3 separate regions of the Homo sapiens genome follow, and all the other regions are linked to region 3. Evidence: chromatin loops called from intact Hi-C (ENCODE). Cell type or tissue: mammary epithelial cell. All regions are shown on one strand. Each heading gives the region's core, and the rest is flanking DNA. Links, peaks and the distances in the headings are about the cores only. Region 1 has its middle 210 kb from the start of ADO. Region 2 has its middle 190 kb from the start of ADO. Region 3 has its middle 120 kb from the start of ZNF365.

Evidence for each region. Peaks named below come from ENCODE experiments on the same cell type or tissue, not always from the same donor. Only the 100,000 strongest peaks of a DNase experiment are listed, where the experiment ranks them.
Region 1: it touches region 3 in a loop (5-fold over the local background); 13 of 110 quality-filtered maps call a loop at or near these places.
Region 2: it touches region 3 in a loop (4-fold over the local background); 2 of 110 quality-filtered maps call a loop at or near these places.

What each region holds. Positions count from the first base shown.
Region 1 is chr10:62,591,888-62,598,237 of GRCh38, reverse strand. No RefSeq gene overlaps it. Among named protein-coding and RNA genes, the nearest start is that of ADO, 210 kb to the left of the region's middle. In mammary epithelial cell, for the core only: a CTCF peak has its summit at 4,049 (motif pointing left); no DNase peak of the experiment used is centred there.
Region 2 is chr10:62,607,484-62,614,070 of GRCh38, reverse strand. No RefSeq gene overlaps it. Among named protein-coding and RNA genes, the nearest start is that of ADO, 190 kb to the left of the region's middle. In mammary epithelial cell, for the core only: a CTCF peak has its summit at 3,239; no DNase peak of the experiment used is centred there.
Region 3 is chr10:62,489,043-62,495,629 of GRCh38, reverse strand. No RefSeq gene overlaps it. Among named protein-coding and RNA genes, the nearest start is that of ZNF365, 120 kb to the right of the region's middle. In mammary epithelial cell, for the core only: a CTCF peak has its summit at 3,437 (motif pointing left); DNase peaks (open chromatin) are centred at 1,489 and 3,399; H3K27ac peaks cover 355 bases.

The DNA.
Region 1 (6,350 bases), core at 1,351-6,350, 100 kb before region 3:
TAAATATGACATTTATAAATATTTAAAGACATATTTATAATAAATTTCTCCAATTTAACACTGAAAGCTATAGGGCTGAGATCCAGCTTGTGTTTATCTAATATAAGAAGTATTGTCCAATTTTCTACTTTGAACAACATTTACTACACTATTACTGTATATTATTGAATCTAAGATGCCATTAATTGTAAAGTGCACCAATTATTTATATATGACTAGGAAATAAAAAATGTTTTCAATTAGAATATATAGTATGACCAATTGAAAAAAGATACATCCGAATTTCAGAGATGTAAAATTCTAAGTAAATGTCCATCTTAAAATTGATGAAATATAATATATCAGCCACAAAATGTTACTTTCGAGTTGTCACATTTCTTCTAAAAGGGATTTTCCTATTGCAAGATCTCTTTAAGGCTCTATTTTTTTTCTCCTTTGCTTTGTATACATTTTCACAGTAAAGTAAAATTCTGTAATAACTCCAATGCTTTTGAATGTATTTCAAATTATGAAGTGGGAGATTGAATTTAGCCAGCTTCAGACACATGGCAAATCTGTTGTCTCAATGAATCATTAATATTTCTTCAGCCAGCAGCAATCCCATCTTTCAAATCCATGTGCATCCTTACTGTAATGCCCACTAGTGTGAATTATTTTGAAACTATTTACCAAACATTGAAACTTCTGGGATAAATAAATGATTTATAATAACCCTGGAATGGCATAGTTTAAAATCTGGACAATCCCATAAAATTCAGGATGTAGACTCCCTATACCATGGATGTTAGTCACTGGCGAGACTGCCGAGAAGCCACAAACTCAGCCCTCTGTGGAAAGCACATTCCAAAGTAGAAGAATTGCCAGATGTGAATAGATGCTATCATTTGCTCCAGAATCTAATTCTTCCCATAGGGCTGGACCTATGGACCCTATCTAAGGGGCACTGGAACTATCCTCACTAAACCCTCAAATCTCTCACTTGCTGGCCTTCCCCCGGGCCTTTGTATCACCTCTTTGAGGTAAGACACTACCTCCAGAGAGTCCCTGTCTATGGAGGGCTGACACCTAGCAGTACATCATTGCTTATTACTGGCCTGGAGGAAGATAGGGTCTTGATGGGAGAAGGTAGGGCCTAGGGCACCAACTTCTCAAGGTTTTCTGGTTATAAGAAAGCTGAGACAACCACTTGGTCCACCATAAAAAGGAAAAGGAGCTATTGTAGAGCAGTTACGCTAAGGAAACACAGACTGAACCAGGAGTTTCAAAGTGATTCAGAAGCTGGTGTTGCTCTAAAGAAGCCTCAGGCCCAAGCTCTCTGGCCTGCACGGTCTCCCTCTCATGTTGAATCTGCTGCTGTCTGCATATCTGCTCTGCTCCACTCTCACCATCTACTAACTAATCTTTAATATACCTTCAAAAACCTGCCAGAGTACTTATGCTAGCTAATGATATCAACCCAGCTGGGGAAAGCCCTTCTCACCTGGCCACCTAATGGGCCACACAACAAGCTATAACTAGCCCATGCATGGGCCACCCTTGGGCCAGATGTTGCCTTGGACTGATCTGATTCCCTTAGTAGGGGGCTGCCAGTGGGCCAATCCCAGCTGGAAAGAGGCATTGAGTAGGGTGGGAACTGTCCATGTTCATAACAGAGAAATTGGCCATGGGGTGGGTGGGTGGCGGTGGGAGTGTGCCCGGGAGTAATAGAGGATGCTGACACCTAGGTCGAGAGTGAGTAGTTGAGAAGGGAAATGAAGGGCATCGCAGATTAACTTTGTCTTTGAGATCTTGTATATAAAAATGCTTTGCACACAGTGAAAGTGCTCTGAGGACTGTGATTGAAGAGTATAATGTTTCAACTAGCATGCAACTTTGCCTCTGAACAAGAGGAGAGTCAACACCAGGATTCTTTTGAGAACTGGACCCTGGTATGGGCGACTGGTGCTTGCTCCCCACAGGGCCATATGAAAAGTCTTATAAAACATGGTCCCAGAACCATCTGCATGGAGGGCAGAAGGAAGATTTATCCATTGGATTCTATCCCCTATTGGTAAAGGGGGCTCCACATTTCCATGTTACCCACATATGAGTCCGGAAATGAACCTTCCACTTGGAGGTCAAAGAGGCATTGAGAAGTATCACCATAGAGCTGTCTCATTGCACCTGCAGGAGGCTCCTCCAAACCATAAAGAAACTGGTTTCTGCTGTAGCATCTGGAGGTGCTGCTACAGAGATCTGGAAGCACATAAGAGGCCTCTAACACACCTAGTCATGATCACCTATGTGAGTAACGTTTTCTCTGAAGGACACACATTTTCATCTCTTCCAGGTTGTTTAATTCTATTTGTCATGCAAAAATATCAACTATGTCCATTTCCTTCATTGTCCTAGAAAGAAAACTCAAAAATATAAGTCCACATTTCAGTTGCTTATTCCTTGAGAGCACTAGTCTCTCTCTCTTAGATACTGACACACACACACAAGAGAACCCACTACGTGGGCCACCGCTGTGTTGCACAGCTCCAAAATGCACCATTCACGTCCTAATCTATGGAATTGTGCAGAGGCATGGGGCTGTTCCCAGTGGCCCTACTCACAATACTTCTCCTGGATTTTCCTACTGACATGGTTAAAGTAGAATGTACTTTTAGGTCAAAGTCACCACCAGGAGGTACAAAATCCCATCATTAGTCCTGTGTCCCTTTCTTAAAATGCTCTCAACCTTATGAAAATGTGAGCATACCTCAACGGGATGGCAGATTTTAATCTGCCATTAGTCGTTTTCATTTTAGTAAAGTGAAGAAGCAAGGCACTGATGGGAGTGAGAGTGGGTAAGGGAAACAGGTCACTGAGTACTGGAGGAGAAGGAGTGGAGGATGTGTGGCTGGAAGGCTCCAAAGACAAATTTCAGCCACTTCATGGTTTGAGCTGGAACTGACCTTTCTCAAGCTGGTATGAATCTAGTTCACTGTATGCAGAACTGTATAATTTTCCCAAGACTTCGTGTTCTACAACTTGGCATCAATCATCTTTGTGGCTAAATCTAGGCCTTTGTGGAATCTTCAGAAGACACATATAATGAGACCCTCAAAGCTAAGGACCTTCTCTATGAGTACTCCCTGGACAGCACTTGAACATGATCAGACAGGAATACTGATGGTGCTTGAAGTCATCTACGGGCACTCAGAATTTCTCAAGGAGTTTACAGTGCAAGATCAAGCAGTCCACACAGATTCTGAGAGAAACCAATAAGCAAATAGTCGTGTACCAAAAGAGTGGTATTGAATCAGAGGATGAAAGAGCAAGGTGAGAGAAATCAGAAAGATTATCTTAGAACTCAAGCCACGGAGGGTTAGCAATCCACAGGCCAAATTTGACCTACTGTCAGTTTTTGAAAATTTTATTGGCACACGGCCACACCAACCATTTACATATTGTCAGTGGCTCTCTGTCAGTAGTTGTAACAGAGGCTGTGTGACTTGCTAAGACTGAAATATTTACTATTAGTTCTTGACAGAATGAATTGACCCTTGGAAAATCTTAACCTCTGTGTGTGCCAATATTCCTACCTTGCTTCCTCATAAGGCATTGCCTCTTGAATTTTCAACTAAGTCATCCCAAAACATTAGGATGGAGCATTCAGACCACACTGCCTCAAGCTTTCCATTTGAGGACCGCTTCCTAGAGGGGCAGCAGCATTCATTCCATCAGTCCACAGACCCAGAGCATCAGCCGAGAGCCAGGCACCCTGCTAGGTAGTGGGAATAGGCAGATGAGTACGGCACACTCAGCTCCCAGCTGGGAAGTACTGAATTAAACTGTAGGTCTGTGTCACTGGTAACCACAGAGGCTATACAAGGCCATGCAAAGCAGTTCCCTGCGGCCTAGTCTTTCTTTCTCTGCTTTCTTTCTCTCTCCCTTGTTTTAAAAAAATCTCTCTCCCTCTCTTGCCTCCTCTTCCTCCTTGACTCTCTCCTGGCCTCCTTTCCTTTCTTTCTTCCTCCCTCTTGCCCACATCTCAGCCTGCCAGTGCCACCCAGTGGCTCTGACAGGCATTACTCAGACTTGCTGACTGCCCTCTAGGTTGGAAATGACCATGGGGAAGTCAGTAAGTGCCTATAATTAGGGATTCCAAAGCAATTAGACAGGTCTAGTGAATCTTTGCAATCCTCTGAATGCTCAAAGCATTAATATTAGCTTTTTAAGTCATTTATACCTAGGTATAAATGAAGGAACCCAGGAGAGGCTTTGTTAAGGGGAAAGAGATCAGGGAGGCCCTAATGATTAATGTTAAAGAGGTTACTGCATGTTGGCCTGGTGCGATGTTTCACGTCTGTAATCCCAGCCCTTTGGTAGGCCAAAGCAGATGGATCACTTGAGCCCAGGAGTTCGAGACCAGCCTGAGCAACATGGCAAAAATCAGTCTCTACAAAAAACACAAAAATGAGCTGGGTGTGGTGGTGCATGCCTGTAGTCCCAGCTACTCAGAGGGCTGAGGTGAGAGAGTTGCTTGAGCCAGAGGGGTGCAGGCTGCAGTAAGCTGTGATGGCACCACTGCACTCCAGCCTGGGTGACGGAGTGGTAAGACTCTGTCTCAAAAAAAAAAAAAAAAAAAAAAAAAAAAAAAAAAAAAAGGTTACTGCATACTGTTCTGAGCAAAAATTTCATTTGGTATAGCTGACAATACAGTATTATACACATAAAAGTTTGTTAAGAGGATAGATCACTTGCTAAGTGTTCTTACCTCAATAAAAAATAGGTAAATAAATATAAAATTGCATTTGAATTGGTTCAGGGGTGTTATTTAGATAGTATATGATATGGATGTAAAAAAATGTGAAATGACAGATTTATGACTGTAACCAGTTTATTGGTCCATCTTAATTCTTATAATGGATTAACATAAAATGATAGTATTTTTTCTGATCACCATAATTAATTGTGGTCTCTTTAATTCCATTTCCTGTCCTCTAATAACACCTTAGGTGAATCTAGTGGAGTCAAGGGAATGGCCTCTCACATAGATGCTGCCCCTACAAGGCTTTGGTAGCAAAACCCTCAGATTATTGCAGGGCTGAGCTCAGACCCTTGTTGATTCTCTCTCCCTTTCCTACAACTCTTCCCATAAGGAACAGACTGCAGGGGTCGGGTGTGTGTGTGTGAGTGTAGTTGATAACAGAAGGGCTGTTTCCAGGGATATTTAATAACTGGAGGGGATGTGTCTGGTTCCAAATTTAAGCCACTGTCTTTAGAAGGAGGGGTACTGAGCACTTGCTGTTTGGGACAATTCTGTGAGAACAGGAAAAAGTTCCACTCATCTAATCATAGCCTTGGCGCAAACAGTCTTGCACTGTGCACAGATGAATGCTCATTAGTGTGAGGGCGGCTGTGGCACCAGGATGCTGCCTTTCCATGTCATCCCAGCATCCAACTCATGGATACTGGTCATTATAAAGTGATGCTTAAACTGTGACTATGATTTTCTCACCTACCAAGTGATTTTCTCCCCTAAGAATCTGGGTCTCAGAATTCTAGTATTTCAATAGCCACCAAACTTGTGCAGAGTCTAATGGAGGTTCTGGATGGCACTGTATATTAGTCCGCTCTCACACTGCTATGAAGAAATACCTGAGACTGGGTAATTTATAAAGGAAAGAGGTTTAATTGACTCACAGTTCCGCAGGGCTGAGGAGGTCTCAGAAAGCTTACAATCATGGCAGAAGGGGAAGCAAACACATCCTTCTTCGCTTGGTGGCAGGAAGGAGAAGAATGAGAGAAGTACCGAGTGAAGGTGGGGGAAAGCCCCTTATAAATCCATCAGATCTCATGAGAACTCACTCACTATCATGAGAACAGCATGAGGGTAACCGCCCCCATGGTTCAATTACCTCCCATCGGGTCCCTCCCATGGCACATGGGGATTATGGGAACTACAATTCAAGATGAGATTTGGGTGGGGGCACAGCCAAACAATATCACACGGCTCTTTTAAGTGTGAGAAAGCAGGAGAAGGGGCCACTGTCTGTCCATTATCATCACTGGTAGGATTAACCTCACTTCTGGGCCAAAAAGTAGTTATTTGAACTACAGTGATATTTGAAAGACTTCTTTGTCCTAAACCATCTCTCCCACTTAGGTCCCCCAAGGCTTAAAATTTCACCATGAGAAATTAACTCTTTTGGGTAAAGCCTTGTCCTCTCCTTCATGACTTCTCTTAAAATAAAAATACCCTAGAGAGTTTTCCCCATGAAGTCACTAACCACCAAGGGCTACAACTTCTGAGATGAAGGCAAAGTAATAATAGGCCTAGTGCTTCAGAGCCTTCTTTGAAACTATTATATTAGTACCTT
Region 2 (6,587 bases), core at 862-5,861, 120 kb before region 3:
ACTGGAAAAAGGGAAGTTAATAAGGTATTCACTAATGAAGCCTGCTCCTTCTACAGAGCTTTCCTGGAAGCTGCACTTAGTGACTCTTGCTTCTCTCTCTTTGGTCAGAATGGGACTGGATAGATATCCCTAGTGGCAAAGAGAATGGGAGATATATTTGATGACTTGAATGAATTGAAATTCCAAATACAATCAGGATTTGGATTGTTAGGAAGAAGGGGAGAATTGATATTGGGTAAGAAAGTAACTACCATATGTAGGGATTATGTTGCATTTTTCATTCTCTCTCTGGGGCTTAGCATAGGGCATGGCACATAGTAGGTACTCAATAAATAAATGTCCAAGAAAGAAAGGAAGCGACATTTTATAATTCCCTAGTCCACTGCTATTTGTACAGTATGACTCAGCACATCTTTGAGCTTTTAGACATGAAACGAAGCTTTCTGGGGGTGGGGAAGAACAGCAGGGAGGAGAGATTCCTCGGGGGAGTTTCCAGCCAGAGCTTACTTATTCCAGCTGCGACCACTCAGCTTAGCAATGCTTAGGAGCTAAGAGAAAGGGAAAAGAGTCCATTCTTGATGTGTACAGTTGAACCATCTCCCCCCGCCCCATCCCCAATTCAAAAAGAACATGTTGGTCACTACGTGACATTAGGAGCCTCGCTACATTCTTGGGACATCTCCTTCCCAGTCCCACACCCTATATTGAGACTCCTCAGCTAGGGAGTCAGGCCCAGCCTTGGGTCCTCTAAGGCCAGGTGCTATTTCTGTGTGTCATGTTTGTTTCCAGCTTTTCACAATTATAAACAACTTTGCAGTGAGCATCCCTGAAATAAATCTTTAGGATCATTCTTGTACATTTTAATTATTTTTTTCTGTAGTCTAAATTCCAAAAAAAGTAGAAATTCTGGGCAAAAGGGTATGTTCACTTTTAAGGTTTGTGGAGAAACATCTTGTTGCTTTATGCTCCCATCTGTCATGAATGGAAAAGCCTGCCACCACTCCAGGGGTGGGTGCTCTCCCCTTCTGAAGGTTTCAGTTGTCAAGCAGTCACTCCAAGGGTCTAGTCCTTCCTCCCTTCTGAAACAACAGCAGAACCACTATAAACCAGAAACAAAGATGGAGGACGCATGAAGATAACATGTCTTGATTCCCCTAGCTGATTGTAAGTTTTGCTCTGGAAAAAATGAAGATCATAGATTCCATATGCATAAAGGGAATATGCATTAGATGCTAGGTGAAAGGGCTCTGAGATGGTCCCATGGGCCCAGCTAGGGTCCTTGGGGCCCTTCTTGACTTCTCCCTATCATTCTCAATCAAGTCACCAAGTCCTGTCAACTCTACCTCCTACACGCCTTTGTAGTCAGCCGCCCCCCTGCTTCTGCATCTCCTTTGCCTCTGACCCTGACGCCCTCATGATTTTCCCCAACCAACTGCCTTCCCACCCATTTCTTTTTTCTTTTTTTTTTTTCTGAGATGGAGTCTCGCTCTGTCACCAGGCTGGAGTGCAGTGGTGCGATCTCGGCTCACTGCAACCTCTGCCTCCTGGGGTCAAGCGATTCTCCTGCCTCAGCCTCCCAAGTAGCTGGGACTACAAGCGTGCACCACCACACCCAGCTAATTTTTGTATTTTTAGTAGAGATGGGGTTTCACCATGTTGGCCAGGATGGTTTCGAACTCCTGACCTCATGATCCACCCGCCTCAGCCTCCCAAAGTGCTGGGATTACAGGTGTGAGCCATGGTGCCCGGCCCTTCCCACCTATTTCTTTGCTTCCACCCCTTCAATCCTTTCTCCACACAGATGGATTTTTCTGAACACCAATGACCATGTGACCATCCAGCTTGATCCCTTGTTTTAAATCCTGCTCTTACAACCTAGCAGCTCCCCAGCATACTATGTTCTCCTATGGCTGTGTGCACATGGAATGGGAGTTCCACAAGCAGAATTTACTGCAGGGAAGCTCCTTCTTCCTACTCCCCTCTCTCCAGAAAACCATCTTAGAAACCATCTAATGTAACTCTCTTGCATTGTGGAGGGGAAACATAAAGAACTTGTGCCTAAAACATCCTTTCTTTCCACTTCAAATGTCAAATTTACATTCCCTGTTAAAATTCAGCCCATTATCTCTTCTAGTAAGGCTTGGACCACCCCCTTTTTATAGTCCAGGTTAGGGGCCCCTTCTACATATGCTCACAGCACCCTGTGCTTACCAGCTCTGTATCGTGACTATTTATTCATTTGTCTTCCTGTCTCCCTCAACTAGACTGTAAACCTTTAATTTAAGGTCAGGGATTGGGGCCTATTCATCTTTCTATCTCTACAGACTATACTAGTGCACATATTAAGTTATTGCTTCATGGCTGTCTATTGAATGAGTAGATGAATATTGGTTACAGATTGGAGGAAGGATTATTGCTGTAGGGAAAACACATTCACGTGAATTCCTCTGAGATGTGTAAACTGAGGTGTCAACTTCTCCTTTTCACATTCACATGGCTTGGGCGCCTTCCCTTCAATGAAGCACCCTGGAGAGTCATGCCCAAGCAATATATTTCCATTTGGATTGGAAACACAACTCCTCCCTTCTGGAATATTGTTTGACTTTTCTTGTGTGGGAGAACCAAGTCAGGAAGTAGAGCATGCGTCTCACCTGTGCGTAATAAGACAGGGTCTGAAAACATTTTTGCTTCAATAGCTATATTTTTTAAAGCTACCATTTATTAAGAGCTTATTATGTATTGGCCCCATCCAATCCATTGCACACATTTTTCACTTATTCCTTACAACAGTCCTGTAAATTCAGTGCTATTCTTTTCCCAAAATTACAAGCAGAACCTGAGGGGTGGAGAGATTAGAAACCTGGCCAAGGCCATGTGGTGAGGTATCAGTTCGAAACTGATCTTTTAGTCTCTACTGCAAACACGCTTGATTATTACATGATACCCATCCATGCCAAGCACAGCCAGGCTTCTTAACCACCCAGTGAAATTTGCTGGACCTGTGCCCCTGTTCCCACTTACAGATAAAGACATTGAGCCTGATTGGTAACAGAACTTGATCTACTAGAACTCTTGTCAGTTTAGTAGACACAATTTTTTAAAAAATGAGAAAAGTGCAACTTGCATTTGTTCAGTGACAGCCTGGTGCACAAGCAGGTGGCTGCTGTGATCCCCAAACCCCCGGGCTGGCGGGCAGGGCCTCTCGCTCAGGCATTCTAAGGAAACAGCTCCCTCTTTAGGTCGACTGGAGGAACAGCCCCCAAACTGCCTGGAGCATCTGCCAGCTTGGTAGACCTCTCCCAGGTACCTTGTGGGCGTCTTCAAACAACTTGACTTACAGTGTTATTGCTGTTGTTGTATGTGCATCAAGAAGTCATACTTTATCCAGGACTGTGCAATTGAGAAATGCTGTGGTGGCTAGCATTAAGTTGCCCATTATCTCAGCTCTTTGACTTTGTAATTTCTATCTGTGAGAGAATCTAATTCCCTTTTTCTCTGTCTCCAGCATAATGGAAAATAAGGGGCCAGAGAATAAATTGGAGGCGAGGGCAGAGGCTGCAAAGGGAGAAGGGATGGTCTTTCTGAGCCACATCCTATGGGCCTGGTAGCCCTCTGCTGACTGGATGGAGGAGGAGGAGAAGGGGCTGGGTACAAGGCCCTCAGTGGTGCAGACCGTCTGCTGCATCTAAGGAGGAAGAGTGAGAGGATGGAGGAGCAAACAGGGCATGACCTGAGCAAACATGAAAGTCCAAGGGAGAAAGCACAGGTTGTTGAGTCTGTCTTCCACACTCAGCACTAATTAGTATTCTCGACTGGATGCTCTAAACTCTGTGATCTGGAAGGATGCTAGTGTTATCAGATCCAGACCCAAAGTCAGCTCCTAAATTCTCATCCACTGATCTGACACAATTGTTCCCCAAAGAATCCATATTCACTTTCTTTTGGAGACAATTTTAGGATGTCTAAATTGCGAAGCAATTTCCTGGGTGGAGAGTTGGGAAGTCATAAGGTTATAGCCAAAATACAGAGCCTTGCCATTAAAGAGTCCTCAGTGACACAGCTTGAAGCTCCTTATTGCACCATAGAACAAGTTGCATTTCTAAAAACAGGATAAACAACCAATATCAGCTCTACACTGAAGCCACCTGGATGACCTGCAGGTGTCTACACACCCTCCTGGTGATGCAAACACTTAGTAGAATTTGCTCTTTTCCCCACTGGCATAGGGACTCCCAACCGCAAAAGTAAAATTTTGGGCCCCACTATGCAGCATTGGGTAAGCCCTGTTCATTTCTGGGCCTTTCTGTTCCCATCTCTGAAACGAGGGGTTTAATGAGATTGGGGGTTTCCAGCTATGCTCTGCAAAATCTAGGGGTCCCTGGGGTGCAGGCCTATCAGTCTTACCTGGACAAGATAAGTTCCTTTTGCATCTGTATCACATTGGGTGTCTAGCTGAATATTTTGTTTGATCAAAGAGCCCACAGCTAAAAACATGTTCGAAAACTACCGTACTGGATGATACCTGCTGTGGTCCACTCATTTATGCACTCATCCAACAATTACTTATTGAGCACTTGCTGTGTGCCAGATACTGTTGTAATGTCAAGGAAACAGTGAGCAAAATCCAGATTCCCTTGTGCAATATGGACTATAATTTTAAATTGGGACATTTGGCCTTCCACTGTAGGCTTGACCTTGGACACAGAGACCACATCCTTATCCTCAGATGGGCGACCAGGATGCATACTTTTGTACACATTTAACTTTCTGTTTTCTGGTTGTCCCACTTACCCATGAGAACTTGAAGCTTGCTTGTTGAATATATGGTATTCACATAGTCCTGAAGAGTTAAAGAAACATGATTTTCCTAAGCAGGAATTAGGACAATTGAGCTGATGAAAGAGGTTTTCTTTTCTTTTTTTTAAATGGTTTGTTTATTTGTATAAAATTATTCTGAAAGATAATATATTATGTTTATTGCATCTTACTCGATGAATATTCTCTATTAAAAACAGTGAGATTTCATGGGAAGAAATATCAAATTTATCATAATAATTCAGTTAACATTATTTGTTCAGTCTTTTTCATCATTTGTCCACTTGTAGGCATTGGAGAAAAAAATAGCTGAGATTGATTGAAGCCCTGCTCTGTGGCAGGTATTTTTCTAGGCATGTTCATATTGCATCTCTTGCCTAACTTAATCACTTAATCTTCAGAGCAATCCTGCAAGAACTATTTACCAATTTCTAGAGATAATGAAACTGAAGCTTAATAACCTTCCAAAGATCACAAAGCCAGTAAGAAATTCACGTTTAGGGGAGGAGCCAAGATGGCCGAATAGGAACAGCTCCGGTCTACAGCTCCCAGCGTGAGCGACGCAGAAGACGGGTGATTTCTGCATTTCCATCTGAGGTACCGGGTTCATCTCACTAGGGAGTGCCAGAGAGTGGGCCCAGGTCAGTGGGTGCGCGCACCGTGCGCGAGCCGAAGCAGGGCGAGGCATTGCCTCACCTGGGAAGCGCAAGGGGTCAGGGAGTTCCCTTTCCGAGTCAAAGAAAGGGGTGACGGACACACCTGGAAAATCGGGTCACTCCCACCCGAATATTGCGCTTTTCAGACCGGCTTAAAAAAACGGCGCACCACGAGATTATATCCCACACGTGGCTCGGAGGGTCCTACGCCCACGGAATCTCGCTGATTGCTAGCACAGCAGTCTGAGATCAAACTGCAAGGCTGCAGCGAGGCTGGGGGAGGGGCGCCTTAGGTAAACAAAGCAGCCGGGAAGCTCGAACTGGGTGGAGCCCACCACAGCTCAAGGAGGCCTGCCTGCCTCTGTAGGCTCCACCTCTGGGGGCAGGGCACAGACAAACAAAAAGACAGCAGTAACCTCCGCAGACTTAAATGTCCCTGTCAGCTTTGAAGAGAGCAGTGGTTCTCCCAGCACACAGCTGGAGATCTGAGAACGGGCAGACTGCCTCCTCAAGTGGGTCCCTGACCCCTGACCCCCGAGCAGCCTAACTGGGAGGCACCCCCCAGCAGGGGCACACTGACACCTCACACGGCAGGGTATTCCAACAGACCTGCAGCTGAGAGTCCTGTCTGTTAGAAGGAAAACTAACAGAAAGGACATCCACACCGAAAACCCATCTGTACATCACCATCATCAAAGACCAAAAGCAGATAAAACCACAAAGATGGGGAAAAAACAGAACAGAAAAACTGGAAACTCTAAAACGCAGAGCACCTCTCCTCCTCCAAAGGAACGCAGTTCCTCACCAGCAACGGAACAAAGCTGGATGGAGAATGACTTTGACGAGCTGAGAGAAGAAGGCTTCAGACGATCAAATTACTCTGAGCTACGGGAGGACATTCAAACCAAAGGCAACGAAGTTGAAAACTTTGAAAAAAATTTAGAAGAATGTATAACTAGAATAACCAATACGGAGAAGTGCTTAAAGGAGCTGATGGAGCTGAAAACCAAGGCTTGAGAACTACGTGAAGAATGCAGAAGCCTCAGGAGACGATGCGATCAACTGGAAGAAAGGGTATCAGCAATGGAAGATGAAATGAATGAAATGAAGCGAGAA
Region 3 (6,587 bases), core at 731-5,730:
GACTAGTTTAAATCCCCTTTGATTACCTTCTCTGACTTTCTCAACTTCCCTCAAATCATTTTTATACACTTCTCCAAAAGCGTATTCCCTGCATGGCACACTAATTCTGCAGGATTTTAATAGATTTAATAGATGTTATATAAAGAAGTCTGTGCCCAAATAAGCTTGGGAAATATAGGGTCAAACAAGGTAAAACAGATTTCTTTAGTGGAGGACTTCTCAGGGCCTTTACGATGCTAATGTGCACATTGTAGGAGAGGAGGGCGAGTGTAATATGCCACATTTTCCAAATATATTTGGACAAGGGAGCCTCTTTTTTTGTGGAGTCTCAGGGGCTACACATTCCAACACATTTTAGAAAATAGGTGGAGCAGGATAGAGCAGCCAATGAGTCACGACTAAATGCTCCATGACAGATGTCACGTGTCGTTTCTTTCATTCAGCATCATGAAACTCCAATGTTTCCTGCACTGTTGCGACTTCTTACATGGTGCTGCTAAAACAGGGACAGTTTATAGGGCTAAGTCCTAATTCTTACTTTGAATTGACAAACTACATCTTTGGACAAATCAGCAAATCCCTTTGAGTCTGTTTCTTCATCTGTGAAAGAGAGGTGGTATCCAGGAACAGAAAACCAAACACCGCATGTTCTCACTCATAAGTGGGAGTTGAACAATGAAAACACATGGACACAGGGAGGGGAACATCACACACCGGGGCCTGTCAGGGGTTGGGGGCAAGGGGAGGGAGAGCATTGGGACAAACAGCTAATGCATGTGGAGCTTAAAACCTAGATGACGGGTTGATACATGCAGCAAATCACCATGGCATATGTATACCTATGTAACAAACCTGCATGTTCTGCACATGTATCCCAGAACTTAAAATAAAAAAGAAAGAGAAGTGGTATCTGTATTACAGAGTGCTTTGTGGGTAATGAATGTGATTTGTGGAAGTTCTTCATACTCTATAAGTGGACCACTGCTTAAATGTAAATGTAGCATATGACTTGTAGCACTAAAGGTGGGGAGCTCACTGAAAAAAAAAATCAAGTAAAATACCATTGCAAACTGTGGAGGACTATAAAGAAGGTGGTTTACATAACAGTAATCTGGCAGAAGGGGTTTAGGGAGAATTGTGTGTGCAATTCCAGATTTGGTAACAACCACGTTTGCAAGTCTATTTGAAAAGCAAAGAATGGGATAAGAATTGGCAGATGCTCCGAATTAAGATACAAATGGAGAATTACAAGTATTGAATTTGATTTATCATTCATTGACAAGAAGGACTGATGTGAGGCTTCTGTCAACATTTCAAATAATATATATGTACACACATACACACATATACACACACACACACACAAACATATATATATATATATATATATATATATATAGAGAGAGAGAGAGAGAGAGAGAGAGAGAGAGACTTACTATTGCCCAGGCTGGAGTGCAGTGTCATGATTATGACTCACTGCAGCCTCAACCTCCTTGGATTAAGCAATCCCCCCACCTCAGCCTCCCAAGTAGCTGGGGCTAAAGGCATGTGCCACCACACCAGGCTAATTTGCTGTTGTTGTTATTGTTGTTGTTGTTTAGAAATGGTGTCTCCATTTGTTGCCCAGTCTGGTCTCAAATTCCTGGGCTCAAGTGATCCTCCCATCTCACTTGAGTGTTGGGATTACAAGTGTGAGCTCCTGGACCCAGCTTTGATATTTTCACTAAAAAGCCTCAATTTCCTAAAAGGCAGCCAGCTCTTTACCTAGGGCAGAGGAGCTTTCCTTGCATTTAGCCCATATTGGAAGAATTGTAGTGACTTCAATTACCCAGCACATGTCCTCACCTGCATTAAGCCCCACATTCAGCCAAAGACACCATGGCAGTGTTTCCTAGGTCCCATCACAGCCATAATTTCTTATCAACATACCTCCCAATACATAAGCTAGTTCTGCTGTGGTTTTATTAATATTCCATGGATGCAAAACATCTCACCAATCTCAAAATTCTTTTACATAAATTACGAATGTATCCCTCTTCTCAACTGTTCTTTGAGGTGGACTTGACTGATAACTGCTATTCCCATTGTAGAGAGGAGGACACGAAGGCTCTGGATAGTAAGTGCAGTCTTTCCCTAAATGGAGGTCACAGTGCTGAGATGAGGCTACTCTGACTCCTGGTCCCACACCCCTGCCTGCCTCTAACTCTGTGCCAGTGTTTTGCCCACAGGTCAGAGGCAGGATTGATAAGAGAGCTAGTCCCTCATTTTAGCAAAAAAGGTGGTCATTTCTCCAGTAGTCCTCAGTGTTTCCCTACATATCTCTCTACCTGGGCATTTCAATGGCAAAAACTGTACCATTGAAGAATCTTCCTGTCTTATTCCTTTCCTTGAAGTCCTGTCTTACCTGGCAAAATCTTTCGGAAGGCCACACCTGAAACAGACCTACAAGGAGGTGAGAGGAGAAAGTCATTGGCAAAGACACTCTCAGTAGGGGCTAAGAACAGACCAGAACTCTGGGAGTGGAGGAAGGGAAAGCTAGGCTGAATAAGGAGGGAAGAGAGTGGCTTGGACCACTTGGGCCTTCTTCCCCGTGGTCAAAAAGAAGCCCAGGCGTTGCAAAGGCTCCCATGTGCATGTGCACTAGATGAATTTGGCTGGAGCCGCTTCTCTAAGGTGCTGCTGCTCTGGGATCCAGGAAGTATCTGCTTGCACATGTGAGTTCCAGAGAGAATGGGAGGCTTTTATGAAAGCTCAGAATCCTGCAGAACACAGAAGGCCACAAGCCCAGTAAAGGAAGTGGTGGAAACAATTAAGAAATCTAAGCAGAAATGGTTGCTAGAGAGAGGGCCACAACTGGTCTTTCGACCACATCCGATATTTCCTTCAAATTGTTATGCAGGACAGTAATTGTCTCCTGGGAGGGCAAGAGGCAAACTAGGCTGGGCTGGCCTTTAATAGGTTTCAACAGCAAAGCACCCTCATAAATAGTGCATATTGTGAAACCAGAATTTTCTCCTTTTCCAGTGGATCTCTCCCAACTCTCCTCCTTTAATTAAAGAAACATGGCTTACCAAGAAACAAATACCTCTTTTCATAAAGCATTAAGTATGGATTAAGAGGGAAGAAAAAAAAAGAGAATTCTGTGTTGAGGAAGGGAGCGTTCAATAAACCATTCATGCAGAGGCTGTGATATGTAGATAATTCCATGTTTATAATTGTCGATACTACTTGGTGATTCCTGGCATCACCTGGCTGACATGACAAAATCATGCCCTTGATGTCCATGGCTAGCCTGGAATTAGAATGCACTCACCTAGAATCAGTCTGGAGAGAACCTTTGTTTTCCTGAGTCCTAGTTTCTCACCAATCCCATTTGCTACCTGCACCAACCTGTCCAAGTTTGTTCACAACGCATTTTCTTGTGCCATCTGGTGGATTTCAAGTGAATTTGCAGCAGGAGCTAAAATAGAGTCTCACTTATTTGTTAATTTGTTTCATTTCAGAATTCACTGCAGAGTACCTTGATGACACCTCTAAAGGCTTATTTTCTTGCTCTTTTCTAATCAATTTTTCATACATCTATTTTAACTTTTTCAAAATTATTTGTATTTTTAAATCAGTAAATCAAGCATCTGGCATAAAATTCAAAAGGCACATAGGTTGAAAATAAGTCTGCCTAAGCTACCCAGTTCCTATTCTAAGAGGTAACCACCCTTTACATTATTCCAGGAAAGTACATCACACATGTGTGTCTTTAACAAATATTAGCACATTCTACACATTGGTTTGTTTGGTTTTTTTGTTTTTCACTTAACATATCTTGGAGAACTTTCCATATCAGTGTATAACACTGCTTCATTGTTTTAGACAGTTGTGTAATGCTTACTTGCATGTTGTAATATATATTACTCAACCAGGCCCTTTTCTATAGGTGATTAGTTTTTAATCTCTTGCTATTCAAAATAGTTCTGCATACAAAAGAAGCAGGATTAAAAAACAAAAACAAACAACAACAACAACAACAAAATACTGCAATAAATACCCATACATATATATATATATATATATATAGTTACCACTCCAATGCAGGTATATCTGTAGGAAAAGTCCTAGAAGTGGATTTTCTAAATCAAAGAGCATTAGAGGCCCTTTAATTGTAACCAGGCATTCTCAAATCACTCTTCCAAGAGGTAGCAACAGTTTATACTTCAATTAGCAAAGTATGAGCATGCCTGTCGTCCTAGATACTAGCCAAAGGTGTTATCAAACTTTTTGATCTTTTCCCATATGATAAGTGAAAAACAATATTACATTATAGTTTTACAATTTTTTTATTTGTAGTGAGATTGAGAATCAATTCATACATTTTAAAACATTTATATTTTCTTTTACCTGCTCATTTATTTTCTTTTGCCATTTTTTATTGAGTTGTTGATTTGCTTATTTATTTGTGGGAGCTCTTTGTATATTAATAAAGTTACTCCTCAGTTATATCAGTTGAAAATTTTTCCCAATCTGTCATTTATATTTTCTCTTTCTTTAGAATATTTTTTGTTTCCATGAAGATGTCTTTTTATTTTATTGTCAAACTTGTCTATCCACTGAACATTAGAAAAGTTTGTACAATTTAAATATATTAAAAACTATTAGTATTTTTATTAGGATTGCAGTATGCATCTAGATTAATGGATAATTATCATCTGTATAATCTTGTTCAGGGATGTACCATGTTTTCCACTTGTTAAGGTGGTCTTTTATGGCCTCTGATAGTGTTGTAAAGTTTTCCCTATGTAAGTTTTATACTTTTGTGTGTGCTGTTTTTTCCCAGGTCTTTTATCTTTTTAGTTGTTATTATAAAAGAGATCTTTTTGCCATTATATGTTCCAATGAGGTTTCAGATATCAAAAGACTACTGATTTCTGTATATCAATACTGTGCCTAAAAACTTAACTGCGTTCTCTTAGTGTTTTAAAATTTTTCAGATTAGGCGTGGTGGCTCACACCTGTAATCCAACACTTTGGAAAGATCACTTGAGACCAGGAATTTGCTTGAGCCCAAGAGTTTGAGACCAGCCTGGGCAACACGATAAGTCCCCATCTCTACTGAAAAAATAAAATTAGCTTGCCATGGTGGTATACACCTGTAATCTCAGCTACTTGGGAGGCTCACTTCAGCCCAGGAGTTCCAGACTGCAGTGAGCTATGATTGCTTCACTGCATTCCAGCCTGGGCATTGGTTGATTGTCTTGGGTTTTTCAGGTAAACAATCATATTGTCTGCAAATAATAATTTTATGCTGGCTTTGGACTTATACTGATATAGACATTATAGATGTATTTTACTATGTTAAGGAATTTTTCACTTATTTTTATTTTATTGTGGTGTTTAAAATCAGGAATTGATATGATCATCAACTATCAATTCTCAGCTTCAGCCTACTGGACCTATCAGCAGCACGTGGCACTGATATTCCAGAGGCATCCTCCCCTGGAATACACTCTCCTCACTTGGTCTCTAGGTCACCACTTCCCTTGGTTTTCATCCTCTCTCATTAATCATCCCCTCTTAATTTCATATCCTAGTTCCCCCTTGTGTTCCTTATGTCTCAGTGTTTAAGACTCTGGAGTTTATTCTTTAAAATTCTTATTTCTCTGATGATTTCATCCTAGTCTCAGGGGCCTTACATGACCATCATCAATGACTCCCACATTGAAATCCCAGCCCAGATCTGCCTCCTGAACTCCAGGTTCCTACATCCAGCATCACCACTTGATGTCTCATGGATATCTCAAAATGAACACACCCAAAACTGAGCTCTTGGTCTTGCCCTCCAGACCACCTGCAGCCCTTCCTGCCTCACTAATGCACTGTTCTTTCAGGTGCCCAGGCCCTAAGCCCTGGAGATATCCTTGATTCCCTTTTTCTTCTAACATTGTTCAATACACTGGGAAATACTGTTGGTTTCACCCTCAAATGTATCCCAGAATCTGACTGCTTCCCACCATCTCCTCTTCTACTGCCCTTGCCCAAACCTCTATCACCACTTCCCTGGATTGCTGCCACAGTTTCCCAGTGGGTCTTCCTTTTCCCACCCTTGGCCATTCAACAGCCTATTCTCAACACAGCAGCTAGAGATTCATTAAAACATAAGCAGGTCACAGTGGCTCCTCTTCTCAGAGCTTTGCAGGGCTTCTGTATTCACTCAGAATAAAATCAAAGAACACACAAGGGCCTATAAAGCCCTATGCGATCACCTCACTTTAACAGCCCATTACCTTCCTGACCTCAGACTTCATCTCTTATTTCTCACCCCATGCTCACTCCACTCCAGCTGCTCTGCTGCACCTTGAACATGCTGTACATGCTCCCTTCTAGGGCACTTGCACTGGCATTCTCTCTTCCTAGAAAAGACTTTGTTCAAAATGTGGAAGTCTGAATCTCTTACCTCCTCCACATCTGCCCAGATCTTATCAGCTCAATGAGGCCTGCTGTGAAGCCCTTTCTAAAAATTGTACCCTACATACCCACCTCACTCTAAAACTTCCAGTGCCCCTTCCTTGCCTCTGTTTTTCCCATAATACTTGTCA